Regions from separate parts of the Homo sapiens genome. Here region 2 is linked to region 1. A link is a loop called in an ENCODE intact Hi-C map of the cell type or tissue named here. Cell type or tissue: heart left ventricle. All regions are shown on one strand. Links, peaks and the distances in the headings refer to the core of each region. The heading gives the core; the rest is flanking DNA.

What was found. Hi-C counts contacts between places; a loop is a spot of excess contacts. Peaks named below come from ENCODE experiments on the same cell type or tissue, not always from the same donor. Only the 100,000 strongest peaks of a DNase experiment are listed, where the experiment ranks them.
Region 2: a loop joins it to region 1, with 4 times the contacts of the local background. A loop is called at or near these places in 21 of 110 quality-filtered maps.

Annotation. Positions count from the first base shown.
Region 1 is chr5:10,983,263-10,991,609 of GRCh38, forward strand. CTNND2 (catenin delta 2) reads right to left here. Exons shown (of 22, transcript NM_001332.4): 20 at 4,849-4,980. LOC105374654 (a long non-coding RNA gene) reads left to right here. Exons shown (of 4, transcript XR_925791.3): 3 at 921-1,020; 4 at 4,154-4,261. Among named protein-coding and RNA genes, the nearest start is that of CTD-2154B17.1, 200 kb to the left of the region's middle. RefSeq lists enhancers at 4,335-4,836, 5,045-5,094. In heart left ventricle, for the core only: a CTCF peak has its summit at 4,820 (motif pointing right); a DNase peak (open chromatin) is centred at 4,809; H3K27ac peaks cover 3,385 bases.
Region 2 is chr5:11,179,275-11,187,621 of GRCh38, forward strand. All of the region lies in intron 11 of CTNND2 (catenin delta 2), which reads right to left. Among named protein-coding and RNA genes, the nearest start is that of CTD-2154B17.1, 400 kb to the left of the region's middle. In heart left ventricle, for the core only: a CTCF peak has its summit at 3,626 (motif pointing left); no DNase peak of the experiment used is centred there.

The DNA of each region.
Region 1 (8,347 bases), core at 103-8,102:
ATAAGTAAGTACAACTATTATGTATTCATAAATTTTTTTTTAAAAAAGCTTTGGAAAATGCTGTCTTGTGTCAGTGGGGTATAAAACACTCTAAAACTAGGAAGGGCTCATTGTTTGCTTCCAGTATTTAGGGGATAATGAAGTAGGATCACTCTACCTATAGGCCACAAGAGAAAGGTCAGTATAACCTCTCAAGGTCTAAGTTCACTCCACCCATGATTTTTTACCTAAGAGTTCACTACAGCTGTGCAATAAAATTCCTCCTGGAGAATTCAGCTTAGAAAGTGAGAGCCGAAAGTCCATTTTTCCATTTTAAAGACCATTCTGTTATCCTCTCTGGTTGAATGCATGTCACTCCTGTCTCTGTATTATGGTGCAAACCACCATCTCTCTCTGGACCATTGCTACCAAATCCTCCTCGAAGGCCCAACTTCCACTCTGCCCAGCCTGATTCCTCCATCCACCCTGTTACCAACAGTTAGAATGCTGTCTTTGTAACACAAGTTGGGTTCTGTCTCTTTCTCTGCTTGTAATGCTCCAATGCCCTTCACCCTGAGACGGCTCTCCACTATGGCCATGAGGCCCTGCAAGGTTTGTTTCCTGCCTAAAATCCTAACACATTTCTCCCTCCTCTCCTCCTGTTAAAGGAGTCCCAGCTTTGCCGACCCTCCTTCCTCAGAGCGGGCCAAACTTGTTTAGCTTCGGTGAGGTTGTCTTTGCTGATCTTTCTCCCTGGAACTCGCTTCCCTCAGACTTCAAATGTCTCCTCCTCCCACGTCAAGTGAAGTAACCCCTTCCGCCTGCACCCCCATCTCATTACCCTGATCAGTTTCTTCTTCCTACTAAACACAGTGCAGTATCATCTTGCTGGGAACTTGTTATACTGTTTACCTTATGTACTGTCTGCCTTCCTCTTCCAGAGCAGAAGGCCCTTGAGAGAGAAACAGTCTGTCCTGCTGCTACCTCCGTATGTATCCTCAGAACCTGGCACAGCACCTGGCCTCAGTGGACACCCATAGAGTAAGTGCCCCATTTGCTGAATGAATAAATGGGTAAACCTTAGATAGATCTGCCTTCAGAGCTATAATTTGCTGATAGAAAATGTCACTTGAGGAATAAGGTGAAATTTTGTTTTTTCTGTTGCTCAGAATTAAATGCATATATTTTTTAGAACGTTTGCACTATTGCAGTCTTGGCCTCCCTCCCTGTTGTGAAATCATAAACAGACACTGAGACGCTCTCACCAGAGGAATCTTAAAAGCACGAGGCACAGTTTGTGGCTTCTGAGCCTAGGATGTTAATACTGGAAGTTCTTTCCCCTCACTCGTTTAAACGAGACCATAGCTGAGACTGAATTACCTTTACAGACACGTGAGGCAGAGGAATTCACAGAGGCTCTGCCCTCATATGACCGAGCTAATAGTGGACTCACAGAAGAATGCCTTTCTATTTTTCTAACAGCCCCCAAATACCCAATTCCCAACTGAATCAACACATTGAAGACTAGAACGACTTTCAAAGGCATAAGAGGCCGGGTGTGGTGGCTCATGCCTGTAATCCCAGCAGTTTGAGAGGATGAGGCGGGAAGATCACTTGATGTCAGGAGTTCAAGACCAGCCTGGCCAACATGGTTAAACCCTGTCTCTACTAAAAATATAAAAATTAGCCGGGCATGGTGGCAGGTGCCTGTAATCCCAGCTACTCGAAACGCTGAGGCAGGAGAATTGCTTGAACCCGGGAGGTGGAGGTTACAGTGAGCTGAGATTGCGCCACTGCACTCCAGCCTGGGCGACACAGTGAAACTCCGTCTCAAAAATAAATAAATAAATAAATAAATAAATAAATAAATACATAAATAAATGGCATAAGAAAGACACTGACAAAAAACAAACAGACCATTGGATGAAAGGGTATGTGGGAAGTTCAGATGGGAAGGGAAAACCTCCAGGTGAATTTAAAACTCAGGCAGTGGAGCTGCTGGGATGCTGCAGCCCTTTCTTGAGGTGAACTGAACACGTGAGGTTCCCAGGCATGCAGGGCTGCAAGAACTCGCTATGGAAGCCGGCATGCCTGAATGAATAGCCAACTGGATTTCTCAGGGCTCTCCAGTGGCAGAGAAACACTTAGGAGAGAAGAATTTTATGAGGCTTCATCCAAGCTAGAAAATGAATCCAGAAAAGGAGGGTGGGGGAAGCCTGGAATAAACACCTAGATGGATCTGAACTTCTAAGAGCTCAGCAGAAGAGATGACAGCTCCATCAAAGAGATGTTTGCACTTCCAGCCCTCATAGGCTGCATTTTGGGGATGAAGCTTCCCTTGTGGTTTTCATATCAGAGGGAATGTTTTCTTGGCAGGGAATGAAACAAGGAAGATGGCAGTTTTTCAGGTTATCTTTCAATGCACTGAACTTTAAATGTTCCGTAGATTTGTTCTTGAACAAGAAAAAGCATTGCTTTTGATGTTGGGGCCACAAGAAATCTGATTTTGCAAGTAAACCCTGGAATGATGGGCATTTGCTAACATCCTGCAAGGTGGGGGTTGTAAACTCAATATCCCCATCAATATGTGAAAGACTGGCTTCCACCTGGCTTGGCTGGGGACTTATTCATACCACTACTGAAAGTGGCAAACCACCACTATCCTCACTTCTGCTATCCCACCATCACCTCCATCACCCTCACTACCACCACCACCACCATCATTGTTGTGATAATAACAATCGGCGTTTACATAGCACCCATTGGCTTTAGAGGAACTTCCCTATATACACATAATATTCAATAAAGATCTCAATGTTCTTTCTGGCTTGCTACATGATTGAGAGTGTACTCCTGAATTGCATTTTTAAGTAAGTTAGAGCAAAGCTGTTTAAGCCTCTAAATAAGTTTGAAGAATTACATACACTGAAATTGTCAAGATCCCTGCCATTTTCTAAGAAGATTAAATATCAGAAACATAGTAAATTTTATGTTTTATTTTATTTTGAGTCCAGGGCACAATTATGTGCCATTGGAACTGTTTTGACATAAACACGCACACCCACACCTGAAGGCCTTTTGAATGATTCTCTTGGGCAAGAGAGTTAAAGAGAAACATGAAACTGAATAATAATGCAGTCGATCTCACAACTGTTCCTTAATCTCAGTGTATCATCCCAGACAGCTGGTGATGTGGCTACCCAGGGCAATGATAACTGCACATTGAAAGGGTCAGTTGAATTTGGTGTCATGACTAGCTCAGCATAATCAGTACAAATGGGATCCTCTGCCGAATGTCTAGACTCCAGGGACTCAGAATTCAGATTCACAGCTTTCTTTGTTCCTGTTCATCTACGCGGCAACATGTAAGGGGAAACAGTGAATGTGAATAGTAACCTAGAGTCCATGTAATGAGTTAGGTTCTCCCGTTCAGGAAACGTCTCAGGAGCAGCGCTGAGGTGTTCCCTTGTAGGGTCTGCACATGGAGGCAGAATGTGCTCCTGGGGGCAGGGATAAGAAACATCCGTTTATTATAGTTTTCTTTACGCAGCTGAGCAGAGTTAACACGGAAAACACTGCCGCTGGGGTAAATGCATTTGCTATTAGAAAAATTTATCTTCGCTGTCCTGGTTTGGAAGGCATTTTAATAAATCATCCAATTTGTCTGCTCTGCTTCCCTGCCAGTCTACACCTAAATACTACTGGAGAACTGCCTCCTGCTCTTCAGATTCCTCTCCTAAGAGGGTCTCAGTGTCTGCACGGCGCCCTTTGCGCCCCAGCTTTATGAATGCTCTAACATGGCCTTGTTCTATTAAAGGCTCTTCCTCATAGCCTATTTTCAGCAGGGACCCATCTCCATGCCCATGTGGTAAAGAGGATGTGGGGTCCCCGTTGAAAGGTCCTCAGGGCTCCGGCAGCTTTGCTTTTAAGGTATAACTCCCTCTACAGCCAGAGCCCACATCCTGCTTCTTGGAGGAGGGCCATCCAGGGAGAGGGTGAGGTATGGAGAGCTTGGAGGGGGCTGTGAGTGCCTCAACAGAAGCATATACAGAGTGTACAAGACGTACAGACTATACAGTGACTTAAGGGTAAGCCCTGTTATCAGATGGGCTGGGCATGGCACAGTGGAGGGGGCAGAGACAGATACCCACTGTACCAATTCTGGCCTCCATAGAGTCTTGGCTGATGAGAAAGGAAGGCAATGGCTGTGACTGAGATCGTGAGGGATGACGAGCGTGAAAGATGAATGCCTCCCCAGGGAATCTGCAGTCATCAGCTCTAAGGAAGCTTCTTTGGGATATGTCACGTAAGAGGTTGTATCATGGCAAGAGGGGAAAATATCTCAACAGCAGTTTCATGCAGTTCCCCTTAAATCCTCCTCCTGCCCTCCTCTTTCCATTCCCCGTCCCTCCCCTCCCCACTCCCCTCTCCTCCCCTCCCCACTCTATTCCCCTCCCCACCTCCCCTCCCCTCCCCTCCCCTTCCACCTTCTTTTCAGTTCCCTCCATTCCTAATGCACAGGGCCTAACTACACTGCCTCCATCGAGTCCCCTCCCCAGTGGGTGATGTCAATGAGGAAGAAATATGTGGGAATATTCTCTCTAATTTGAAAGAATATTATGAGCTGGGCAAACAAGAGGAAAGGACCGATAAAACATGGGTAGAAAACATTTTATCTTAGTTATGCCTCTATTCTTAGTCCCAATTCTTGGAAATCATCATTATCAAGCTCTCAAGTGACTGGACAGCTGCTAAGTCCTGCTCAGCAGCCAAGCGCAGCCAGCCCCGTGAAGCCTGATGTCCCATATCTCTGCCTTGTCGCGGGTCAAGCCACCAAGTTCCAGGAGGGGGCGCGCGAGGGGCGCTCACCTGTCATGGCATCTTTCCTGGAAGTGTGTTCGCCTTTAGCTCCGTGGTAGGTGGCGTTGCTGCCGGTGCACTCGTAGTCTGTTTTCCTTTCTTTGAGGCTGATCATTTCCCGAGGTGAAGCTGGGGCACTTGCTACATAAAGAAATCAAAAGGGGGATTTTCTGCATCTCATCCCACAGCGTGTGTGCCTTCCACACAGTCAGGGTCCTCACTATGCATGGTCCCGCATCTCAATGCCTACGTGAGGACCTGATGGGTTTTCTTTTTAATTTTTATTTTTTGGCAGTTTTGGCTCTTGTCCCTGCCCCATTCCCTCACCTGTGACAACTGATGCTTTATAGTTAGAGGGCATGTGATTTGGAGGCTGGCAACTGGGGACCACATCCTGGGGCCATCTTCCTCAGAGAGAGATCATGGAGGGGACGTGACCTGCCCAAGGTGTGTGGGGCAGTTTAGGAATGAGACTGCTTTTGGTTTCTTCCTTTCTCTTCTCTTTTCCTTCCCTTTCCTTCCCGTGCTCCCTTCCTTAATTAGATGTGTTTCAGAAGATCTATTACTGATATTGACTAATCCTTGATTAAAATAAATGCAGTTTTACTTAAACACTGAGTCACCTAGAAACTGCCTTTAAAAAAGTCAGAGGAAACAGCTCTCTACACAGGATGATTTGTGGGGCAAAAATAACCAAGCCCACAAAGACCTTCTTTGTCTGTGGCTGGGGTGGGCTGGGGAGGGGCATGGAGGCAGCTCTAGTTCCTGCTAGGGCATTCTTGCTCCAGCTTTTTGCATAAACACCCCAATAATCTCTGAGGCCCTCCTTACACCTCAGCCACTCACTGCCTGTCTGGCTGGGAGGCTGAGCCCTGCCGTTCCTCTTACACCCATTTCTAAAGTGCTGGGTTGTAATTGGAGGATCCTCCTGGGAAATTCCAGGAGTCCTTAAAAAACTGGTACTAGAAGAGAGGAAAAGCTGAACTCAGAGGCAAGGAAGTCAGTAAAAGGAGGTTGAATTTTCATGAGTGACTGAATGGATTGGCAGCAACTCAACCTTCCTGCCAGTGCAGAGGGGCACTGGGAGAGGTTGGCAGGAGCCATGCGTCTGGGTGAGGGGGCAGCTGGTCGCGCACCCCACCCTGTGGGCACCTGCAGCTGTGTCCAGCTCCGCAGGAGCTCAGGTGCCGTGTCCTTCTGTCAGGAAGCTCTCCCCAGCTCCCATAGCCCAGGGCAGTGCTTCAGAGCCTTGTTTACCCTCAACACTCACTTGAGAATTTATGGATGCCCAGAGCCCATCCTGGACCTTTTGAGTCTGAATTTTCAGTGACGGGCTTCAGAATCCATATTTACTGAGCATACTTGGTGACTATTAAGGCTAGGAATCCCTAGAGCACTCTGATTTTTAGGATAAATCTCTCTTTCCTTTGCTAGTGTCAAAGCTCCTCCCCAGCCAAACTTCAGTTTACCTTCGAGCTTATCATTCACACCCTCTGTAGGGTCTCTTTGCTCCTTGGGTCTGTGGTCCCCCAAGGCACCTCTCATGTCACTGAGTCATGTGATTCAGTTTGTCACCCTTATATCTTCTATGTACAAATTCCTGTGCTAGCCACTGTGCAAGGCAGACATGCAGATCACGTGGCTCTTCCTGAACTTGTGCAGCTCTCAATCGAGTAAGGAAATGGATGTCCAAATAAAGTAGAATGAGAGGCAGAAGTGCCCAACAGACGTTACAGCCAAGTGCTGGGAAGATAAACATGGGTTGTTGCCACCCTCTCAAACCTATCAAAATAAAATCACGCCTCAATGCTCAGCTCTTGAAGCCATCACGGGTTTTGGATCCTGGATGCCTATTAGAATTCATTACCTGGAATCCTTTAAAAAAAATACTGAGGCTTGAACCCCACCCAATGCCAGCTGGCCAGAAGTCCTGGGTACAAATGCAATGGCAGACAGGGAAGAAAACCATGCAGCTCAGACAGCTGCAGCACCTTCATCACTTGTAGGACAAGCCTGGAGCTGCAATGACTTGATCAAGGACTGAACCTCCCTGATCCACAGTGACCCTGTGTAGGTGGAGAGAATGCCCAGGCTCTGCTGTGAGGGAAGAGAGGTTCCAGGGGAGAGGACAAAGGCTGGGACTTGGGCCATCTCTGTCCCGAATGTGAATCTGGGGAGATGTGAGGGGCAGCCACTGTGTCGTATGAAGATTGGGGTTCTGTTGCTTGGAGAGGGAACCTCTGCAAGAACAACTGAGTCCTTAGCAAGCTCTGTGCCCTGTCACTCAACTGGGCTCTGCATCCAGTTCCTGTCTGCTCGCTGGTTCCTCGCTAACCTCTTCCACCTGCTGCCCCCTTCTCTTTGGTTCACCATCTTTCTCTTCCAGGAAAGTCTCTCTTCCTGCCTTTGCCCTTTTGCCTCTGGGTCTTCCCTAATAAAGGTTAGCCTTTTATGAGTTACTGCCACATAATCATGAAGGGACAATATTTTAAAACCTGTTGACCACAGCTTTTAAAATTAGAATCCAATATTGCCCAGATGGTGGTGTTTATTAAACCACATCAAGTGTGTAATTATCTCCTGAGACCTCACACACAGCGGTGCTCCAAGTCTCTGGTAAATCAGGATTAAGTTCTGGGAAAAATCAAATCACGCAAACAAGTGTTTATTAGGTGTCTGGATGTGCCTCGCCTAGGAAGTCCTGAGGCAGCGCACTGTCTGCATGGCTGGTTGAACACAGCCCTGCCTGCTCGCGAGAAAAGGCTGCTTCTCTCTTCCAGCCCTTGCCGATCCATCATGTCGTTTCATTCTCATAACACTGATTGGCTCACTGTAATTCTTAATAATCACTGCTTTCCAAAAGACACCATCCATATGCTTTCCACACTCCATGCGCTTTATCTTTTTAAGCCTGCTGGAATTACAGAAATAAGAGGCCTAAGAGGCCACCTCCATGCTTCTGAGATGGGTGGACGTTTCCACAGGTACAGGGGGTTCCTGATCGTCACCCAGGGTTGGACTAAATGTGATAAGCAATGACAGTACACTAGAAGGATCAGCTTTCACAGAGCTGGGAGCGGGCCATTTATTTCAGTCAGATATTGGCCATTCATTTCTCATCATGTTGACAGTAAAGTCTGGCGTGGAGTTCTGCAACCATCATTCTCGCGGGTAGGGAGACCACTTTGCTGGGCAATGCTCTCTACCAGGTCCTCCCAGGTGTCATTTCAGAGAATAGGATTTCCTCAGCAGGGAGAGGGCAGAGAAGAGTAGGAAGAAAGCTTTCATAAATAAGAGCCTACATAGCTGTCATCTGTGTGGGTGCATATAACTTGTTATCCATCTTTCACTCTCAGAACAAAATCAAAATGCAGAAATCAAAATAAAAGTTTTAAAAACTAAACTGTGAGGAAAACAGCAAATTTATGCCATTTATATTACTAAATGGTGTGTTCACATTTGCCTTTCATCTTTCCTCTGATTTTTGGCATTTCTTAATGTGAATTAA
Region 2 (8,347 bases), core at 147-8,146, 200 kb after region 1:
AGAGCGAGACTCCATCTCAAAAAAAAGCACAAAAAACAAAAAAACAAAAAAACAAAAACAAAAACAAAAAACAAAAAAACATAAAACAGAGCACTGTACTATATTCCTAAAACAAGGTTATCACAGAAAATATGAACCATGCCTTTAAATATACATATTTATCTCGAACTCCTGACCTCAGATGATCCACCCACCTCAGCCTCCCAAAGTGCTGGGATTACAGGCATAAGCCACTATGCCTGGACTAAATATACATATTTATCTGTACCTAACCCTGACATTCTATAATGTCTCCATTTTTAGTTATCTTCACAAAGGAGATAGGAGATATATTTGTTATAAGAGATATGGTTTTAAAAAATCATTTTCTGACCTCCACTTCTAAAAGTTAGTAAATTTGAGGGCTGAGGACCTATTGACACCTCAACCCTCTTATTAAAGGCTTAAATGACTCTCAGAATAGATAACCCTGGATATTATATAATATTTAAAAAAATATGTAATTGGCTTGGAGAAAGCAGGTATTTGTATTCCAAAATGATGCTGCGTAAACATGGAAGAACTTTTGGTTTGGTGCTTATTACATTAACCTTTTAATATTTCCTTCTCAACCTAACATGGGGATAACAATGACACACATTTTATTTGCTGGAAATAATAAACTAAAGGCTCTGCTCATTGAAGAAATAACTCACAGCAATGACCTTCATTGAGGGATCGCTGAGGCTAGAGCACTAATTCTGTAACTAGCAATAAAAACAGGGTTGATATGGTTTGCTCTGGGTCCCCACCCAAATCTCATCTCGAATTGTAAGCCCCATGTGTTGAGGGAGGGACCTGGTGGGAGGTGACTGCATCATGGGGGGTGGTTTCCCCCATGCTGTTCTTGTGATAGTGAGTGAATTCTCATGAGATCCAGTGGTTTTAAAGTGGGGCACTTCCCCCGCATCGCTCTCTCTCTCTCTCCTCCACTATGCTTCCTTTTGGCCTTCCGCTACGATTGTAAGTTTCCTGAGGACTACTCAGCCATGTGGAACTGTGAGTTAATTAAACTTCTTTCCTTTATAAATTACCCAGTCTCAGGAAGTTCTTTATAGCAGTGTGAAAACAGACTAATACAAGGGTCATGTGGCCTTAAATGTAATATGTTATTTTGGAAGCAGAGTCCTAGGTTAATATTTAAAGCATTTAAAGAAAGAAACATAATAGCGATTGGTTGAGAACTCACTTTTAAGTTTCACACACTGAAAGCACAAGCAAGGCTTATGTGCCTCACATATTGTAGAGTCTCAGCATCATGGTCCCTGCAAGCAGATGGGCTCCTCTGTTCATGTCCCTGACCCCCAAGGCAGGATGTAGAGTGAAGAAGGACCTCACTTATCCTGCTGGGGACAGGGTCTGTAACACTGATCTCTTTTCCATATTTGCCCTAGGGCTTAGCTGAGCAACACACTCTAGATCCTGCTACCTCGTAGAAAACAGTGAAAATGTGATCTGGCTCTTTAGAGAACCAAACTGAAATACATCACTCCTAACGATGCCAACTGGCAACTCCTATAAAGAGTTCCCATGTAGCAGGGATGCTGGCTCCCATCTGAGTTGATGTCTCTGTCCTCTTCAGAGTTCAGACAGGGCTGAGCACTCCCGGTTGCCTGAGGATGTGGAGCTGACAGAGTCTACTAGTATGTGGGCCCGGAGGTTCTGGGGAAGAACCAAGTCTGTGCACTTGAGGTCTGGGATGTGTTTGGGCAGGTTAGGCAGGCTGGGCAGAGGCTGACTGGTGGGGCAGGAAAAGCTCCTAGGAGGGAACTGATGTGAATGCAAACCAGCCAGCGGGTACCAGGAGCAGGGTGCAGTGGCGGGGAGGGTGGACCCAATGACTGGAGTGGGAGCCATTATTTGACTCGCCCTTAGCCCAGCAACAGAGAGGCAAGTCTCAATTCCCGGGAAAGAGGCTAAGGTGGGAAAAGCTCTTTCTGTAATGCCTGGGGTATAAGAAGTGCTCTTCAGGGATTCTAGTACAAATTGTAATGCAAGGGGCAGTGAGCCATTCTTTCTCTCTGGCTTACCTACTACCTCATAGCTGCAGTCTCCTGGGGGCTCAGGGTAGACACATGTGGGGCCACTTTGCCCGGGAAGCAGCAGGTGAGATGGCGACAACCAGCAGAGCACACAGGCTGTGCCCCGGGGAGCCATGGTGACCAGCTGAGAGAACTGCAAGCTCTAAAAGCACTGTGGAAGCTTCTGCCAAGCCCAGTGTATAGAACAGATACACAAAGAAGTCGGGGATAGTAGTGCTTCCAGTGTGGAACTGCGTCTGGTAGAGCAGGATGGTAGGGAGGGCTGTGTGATAGCCAAAAACCCAGGAGGCTCCGTGTGTATGTGTGTGTGTGTGTCTGTGTGTGTGTCTGTGTGGTGTGTGTGTGGTGTATGCGTGTGGTGTGTGTGTGTGTTATGTGTGGCATGTGTGTGTGGATGTGTGTATGTGTGTGTGTGTGTGTCTGTGTGTGTGTCTGTGTGGTGTGTGTGTGGTGAATGCGTGTGGTGTGTGTGTGTATGTGTGGCATGTGTGTGTGGATGTGTGTGTGTGTTATGTGTGGCGTGTGTGCATGGATGTGTGTGGTGTGTATGTGTGGTGTGTGTGGAGGCTATGTGTGTGGTGTGTGTGTGGGGGGGTGCGTGGTATCTGTGTAGTATGTGTGTGGTGTGTGTGTAGTATGTGTGTGGTGTGTGGGTGTGTGTGGCGTGTGTGATGTATGTGTGGTGTGTGTGGGGTGTGTGTGGGGGGTGTGTGTGGTGTGTGTGGTATGTGTGGGGTGTGTGTGGATGGAGTGTGTGTGTGGTGTGTGTGTGGATGGGGTGTGTGTGTGTGGATGGGGTGTGTGTGTGGTGTGAGTGGGCGTGTGGTGTGTGTGGGGTATGTGTGTGTGGGTGTGTGTGTAGTGTGTGTGTGGTATATGTGTGTGGTGTGTACGTGTGTAGTGTGTGCATGCACACACCCGGGCATGTATGTTCATGCCTGCATGTGCTGGTCTGTGTGGGTATGCCTACATTGCACAGGTATGTTTGCATGCACCCACCTTCGTGTGCACATCTAAGAGTGTGCACACCTGTATATATATGTCTGTGTGTGCAAGTAAAGTTAGTGACTTAGTTTTTGGAGGAGAGGGATGGATGTGAGACACTTGGTTTTAAGTAAATTTGCCTCAACTTCAACCTCTCTCTTCCCCCATCCATGTCTAGGTAGCTTTTCCACTGCCCACGATGGCTTCAAAACTCTTAATTGCAGGTGATTGCCCTCAACTTCCCGCCCTCAACTTCCCACCCGCAACTCTTACTACTAGCCATGTCCCCCAAGGATTGGGTAATACTATCTTTGTATAAAAGAGATACAGCAAAAGAAACTGGCAACAGTCAATGGGGAGAAGCAATGCCAAGGGTAGCTGTGGGCTGTTGTCCTTGCAAATTTCATATGACTGACAGACTTTCTGTGGCCTAATGATTTTTTAAAAGGTAATTTGCATAGATATAGCTGTTTCCATAGCAACTCAGATTGTGTTTCATTACACTGCAGCCCTAATGGCAAGCAGCTTTAGGAAAGCTACCTAGAGATGGTGAGGGAGCCCCCTGGAGGTAAAGGGAATTTTAGTAAGATCCTGGTATTTGGAGTTTGGATCAGCAAATTTTAGAGATATTCCTTTCCATTCACTAAGCATGTGGCTTATCTAATCAGACATAGTGTTTGCTTTTGGGAGAGTTGCCCTTCTGAGATCACCTGATCATTTCCTTCTTTTCAATCCCATTTTCATTAGATTCAAATTATAAATACCTAGCCATGCTCAATGTGAAGTTTATACATGACAAAAAAATTTCACATCTGTGTTTATACACTTCAATAACTAAGTTAATAGCAAGGGCAGTTTTGCAGAAAATTATTAAATTGATAGACTGCTTGAAAATCCTAAATGATCCATGTTCATCTCATAACTACAACTGTATGTTAAATACAAATTTCTATCTCCTGTTAATTTAACGAAGCCTTAGGAAGTCTCCTGAAAAAGGCATGGAAAGTAAGGCATATTAACATGCCCCTCCACCCATACGTGTCCTTAATAAAGGATGCACGTGATTGGCTGTGCATAAGTGATTACACAGATCAGAAAATGCCCCAAGGTCAAAAGTAGAGAGGATGGCATCGACACTCTCCAGCTAGCGGGTACAGATACCCAGCAGCTAAGGCCCCACTGCTAAAGAAGAGCAAATCAATTTAGTTTCTTTTTTTTTTGGTTTTTTTTTTTTTGAGACCAAGTTTTGCTCCTGTTGCCCAGGCTAGAGTGCAGTGGTGCAATCTCAGCTCACTGCAACCTCCGCCTCCTGGGTTCAAGTGATTCTCCTGCCTCAGCCTCCTGACTAGCTGAGATTACAGGTGCCTGCCACCGTGCCTGGCTAATTTTTTGTATTTTTAGTAGAGACAGGGTTTTATCATGTTGGCCAGGCTGGTCTCGAACCCCTGACCTCAAGTGATCCAATTGCCTCGGCCTCCCAAAGTGCTGGGATTACAGGCTTGAGCCACCGCGCCTGGCCTAGTTTTGTGTACTCTCTCTCTTTCTCACTCGCTCATGCTGTCTCTCTCTGTCCCTCCCTCTTTCTCTTTCTCTCAAACTCTTTTCTTTCATTACCACAAGCATGCGTAGAACCAATATAAAATTAAACATCTGCTTCAAAACTGCAAACTCACTTAAAAGGCAAAGACTGAAACATAACAAAAACCGCTAAAGTTAATGTCCAAGACTTCTTTTGGTTAATAAAAGTGTTTCTGAATGCTTTGAAATCAGTATCTCGCAGTCTTAGATTTCCATGCATATTACTGCCTCTCACTAACGATGGAGGGGAATAATTTTTAAGAATAAAGGATGGGGGATGGTTCTTTCTAATCTAAAAAGAATCATTTGACATAAAATGTGAGAAATGAAAGTAGCCTTTTTTCTACTGATACCTGTGAATGCAAATGTGGTTCACTGTTAAGTATATCTGGAAACCAGATAAGAGCGCATGTTTATGTTTGCTTTTAATTAACTGCACAGATAAGCCTCAGAAAATAAATTTGTGAACAGAGCAGGTATGCCACTTGAAAACAGAATTGCACTTATGAATTAAAATCCATTTTCTCAAAAAAAAATCCAACATGCATGAAAGCCAAATACTATGTAGGGCAAGCAGCTCTTTTAACTAATATGTATCATAATTTTAAGTGCTAACTGTGTTTGCTATAGACTGCTGTACTTGAAGTACTGAATGCTTTTATGCTCAAGGTTCCATGGTTTTTAAATTGCCTGAAAATATGTCCTAACTTTTAAGTTGGCCGACTGTCATTTGCATAGTAGATTAATCCTTGTTCACTATTGTGAATTAATAGTCTGTGGAATTATTTTGTCTCATCAACGAGGACACAGCTGACTCTGGGTGTGTCCCTAGCAATTTTTGTGTGAAGTGAATCAAGTTATGTAGAAACTTATCAAGCACGTTCCTCATTATTCCTTCCACCCAAAGGCCCTTAACTTCTAGAAGAATTGTAGATTAAAAGGCAAATATGGATGGAAGGAGAAGACCAGACTGTTTGAACCCGCAGCACTCGGACTCAATGCAAGGAGAGTGGCAAGCAGATATGCAGAAGGAAGCTGCTTTGCGCAGGAGTGCTTGTGCCTTAGTCTGAGCAGGTGTGCAAGAACACACATGCCCACCCCTGCATGCACACGGATGACTCAGTTCTCAATCCATTCTTATTAAAGAAGCATGCAAAGAGAGTTTGCCCCTGTAACCTTCGTGGCCCATGTTTTATTCTCCTGCTCCCATTACCTGCACGCCAAACCCATATGCATCTTTAAAACCCATTTCAAATGTTGCTTTCTTCATAAAGTCTTCCTTGATCTCTTCAACTGAAGTTTCTCTTTCCTCCTCTAAGCTCCTCTGGCCCTCTCTCCATGCTTTTCTTATAGAACAGTTCTCTATCTCCCTCTCCCTAACTCAGTGGACTGCTCCTGGAGAACAGAGCTCACATCTACATCATTTCCATATGCTCTTGTCTACCCTGACTGAGCAACCTTGTAGTGCTGCTCAGGCATCTATTGTGAACTGGAGAAGAAAGAAGGAAGACAAGAAGGTCACCTTCTAAGCAGTCCCATTTCCTGACTTCTCTGGGATTACAGGCCTCATGATACAGGCTCCTATTTTAGGAAACCACTTCACAGAGATTCTTCTTCTGGGCATTCCCTGGGGATGGCACACAGTTGATGTACACAGCTGCCATGATGGCAACGACAACAGCCGTCATGATGGAAGAGCGAGTTGCTAAGTGAAAAGAGTTTTGCATGTGCAAAACTGAAGCTTCTCCTCCTCTAGGCTGAGTTTCATCCTCTAACGGATAACCAAAAAGGAAGTTTATTTCAAACGTTTCATCAGGAATGACAAACAAAAACATCTGTTGGAAAGGAAACCAGGTGTTGGGCAAGGGATGTAGACGTTATATAATTTGGTGTTCTCCTCCAGGATCCAGTGGGGATTGCTATGTTGTGTTCGTTAACACTAGTTAATGTAATTTTTGTGATAATTGTAGAGCAAATAGAGCAAACTCTCAAATATAATTAGGGAAAAGTGTTTCTAATTAACTTGTAACTCGTGAGTTGCAAAGTAAAGCCACAAATCAGTTATGCATTGTCAGACCTAACAAATGGAAATGCGCTGTACATTTCAATCTCGGCAAATACAAAACAAAGCACAAAGACCCAGAAAAACTTTCCTTTAAGCCTTTATACAATTTTGGCATGCTCTGAAATGTAATTAGAGATAAGCACAGATACATCTCACGTCACCAGCCCTAATGATCACGGAGGTGAAAACTGAAGGCAACTTCAGACGGTTCAAGAACATCCAACATTTTACTGCTGCAGAATGTAAAATGGATCATGCTCACAAAACACTCTCTGATCGGTGTACAGAAGGTTCTGATGAAACTTCACAAGGTTTCATAGGGAAGTAAAGGACTATAATATATGCAAGCTCCACCCCAGTTAACACTGCCATCAGTAACAGTTGCTTACTGCTGGCTGTAAGTCAGAGGGGGATACAGGAAATTTCTTCTATATCCAGTGGAAGCGATTCCACTTATTTTCTCTCTCACTTGAGGAAGCACACTGTAATATGAGGTAACCTCAAATTCATTCTAATTTGAAAAAAGTGATAAACGGGCCATATATTTTCATTGGATAGTGTAGTTACCATTAGCGTCAAATTATTTTGGCGTCTCTCAAAACACATCCATGTCTCCTAATCCTCCACCCCTCTGCAGTCCACTGTAATTGTTGGTCCTGTTAAAGTAGAAAGTGGTGTTTCTCAAACATGCATGATCCTAAGAACCTCGAGAGGGTATTGCTAAATGTGTGGATTCCCAAGCTATTATCGTGAAAATCTAGGGTCCAGAAATATGTATTGTTTTATCAAGTGCCTCCAAAGAAACTCTTATGATTGGAGAAACTGGAAAATCACTGGTGTAAAGCAGACTGGCTTTGGAAATCAAGGACTACACTAGTACCACAGACCAGCTGTGACTTTAAGCATGCCCCTTACATCCAACCTCACAGGACCTCAGGAGTATTCAAGGCAATGATAGACTGGACGGTACGTAGCACTATGACCGGTAAGTGTGGGTGTTCGTAAATGTATGCTTATCTCTTCTTGGTCCACAAGAAAGAAATGCAGAGAATACCTGGATTCTCAGGTTAGGCACATTGGACAACAATAAGAATGTAAAACACAGGAAATAATGTGACATATTGGCTCTAGAGGCATCTGCAAAGTCCTACTCTGTGACAAAGGTAATAAAGAAGGGGTATTAAGCTTGACTTACCCATATATAAATGTTAGCAGTCTAATCTTACCATAGCACAACTAACTACAACTCCCTTAAAAAGACTGTTTATGAGAAACAGAGACAAATGGGACAGAATAGAGAACTCAGAAAGAAGACTGCACATCTACAACCATCTGATCTTTGACAAACCTAACAAAAACAAGCAACAGGGAAAGGACTCCCTATTTAATAAATGGTGCTGGGAGAACTGGCTAGACATATGCAGAAAATTGAAACTGGACCGCTTCCTTACACCTTACACAAAAATTAACTCAGGATGGATTAAAGACTTAAATGTAAAACCCAAAACTATAAAAAACCCTAGAAGAAAACCTAGGCAATACCATTCAGGACATAGGCACGGGTAAAGATTTCATGACGAATACATCAAAAGCAATTGCCACAAAAGCAAAAATTGACAAATGGGATCTAATTAAGCTA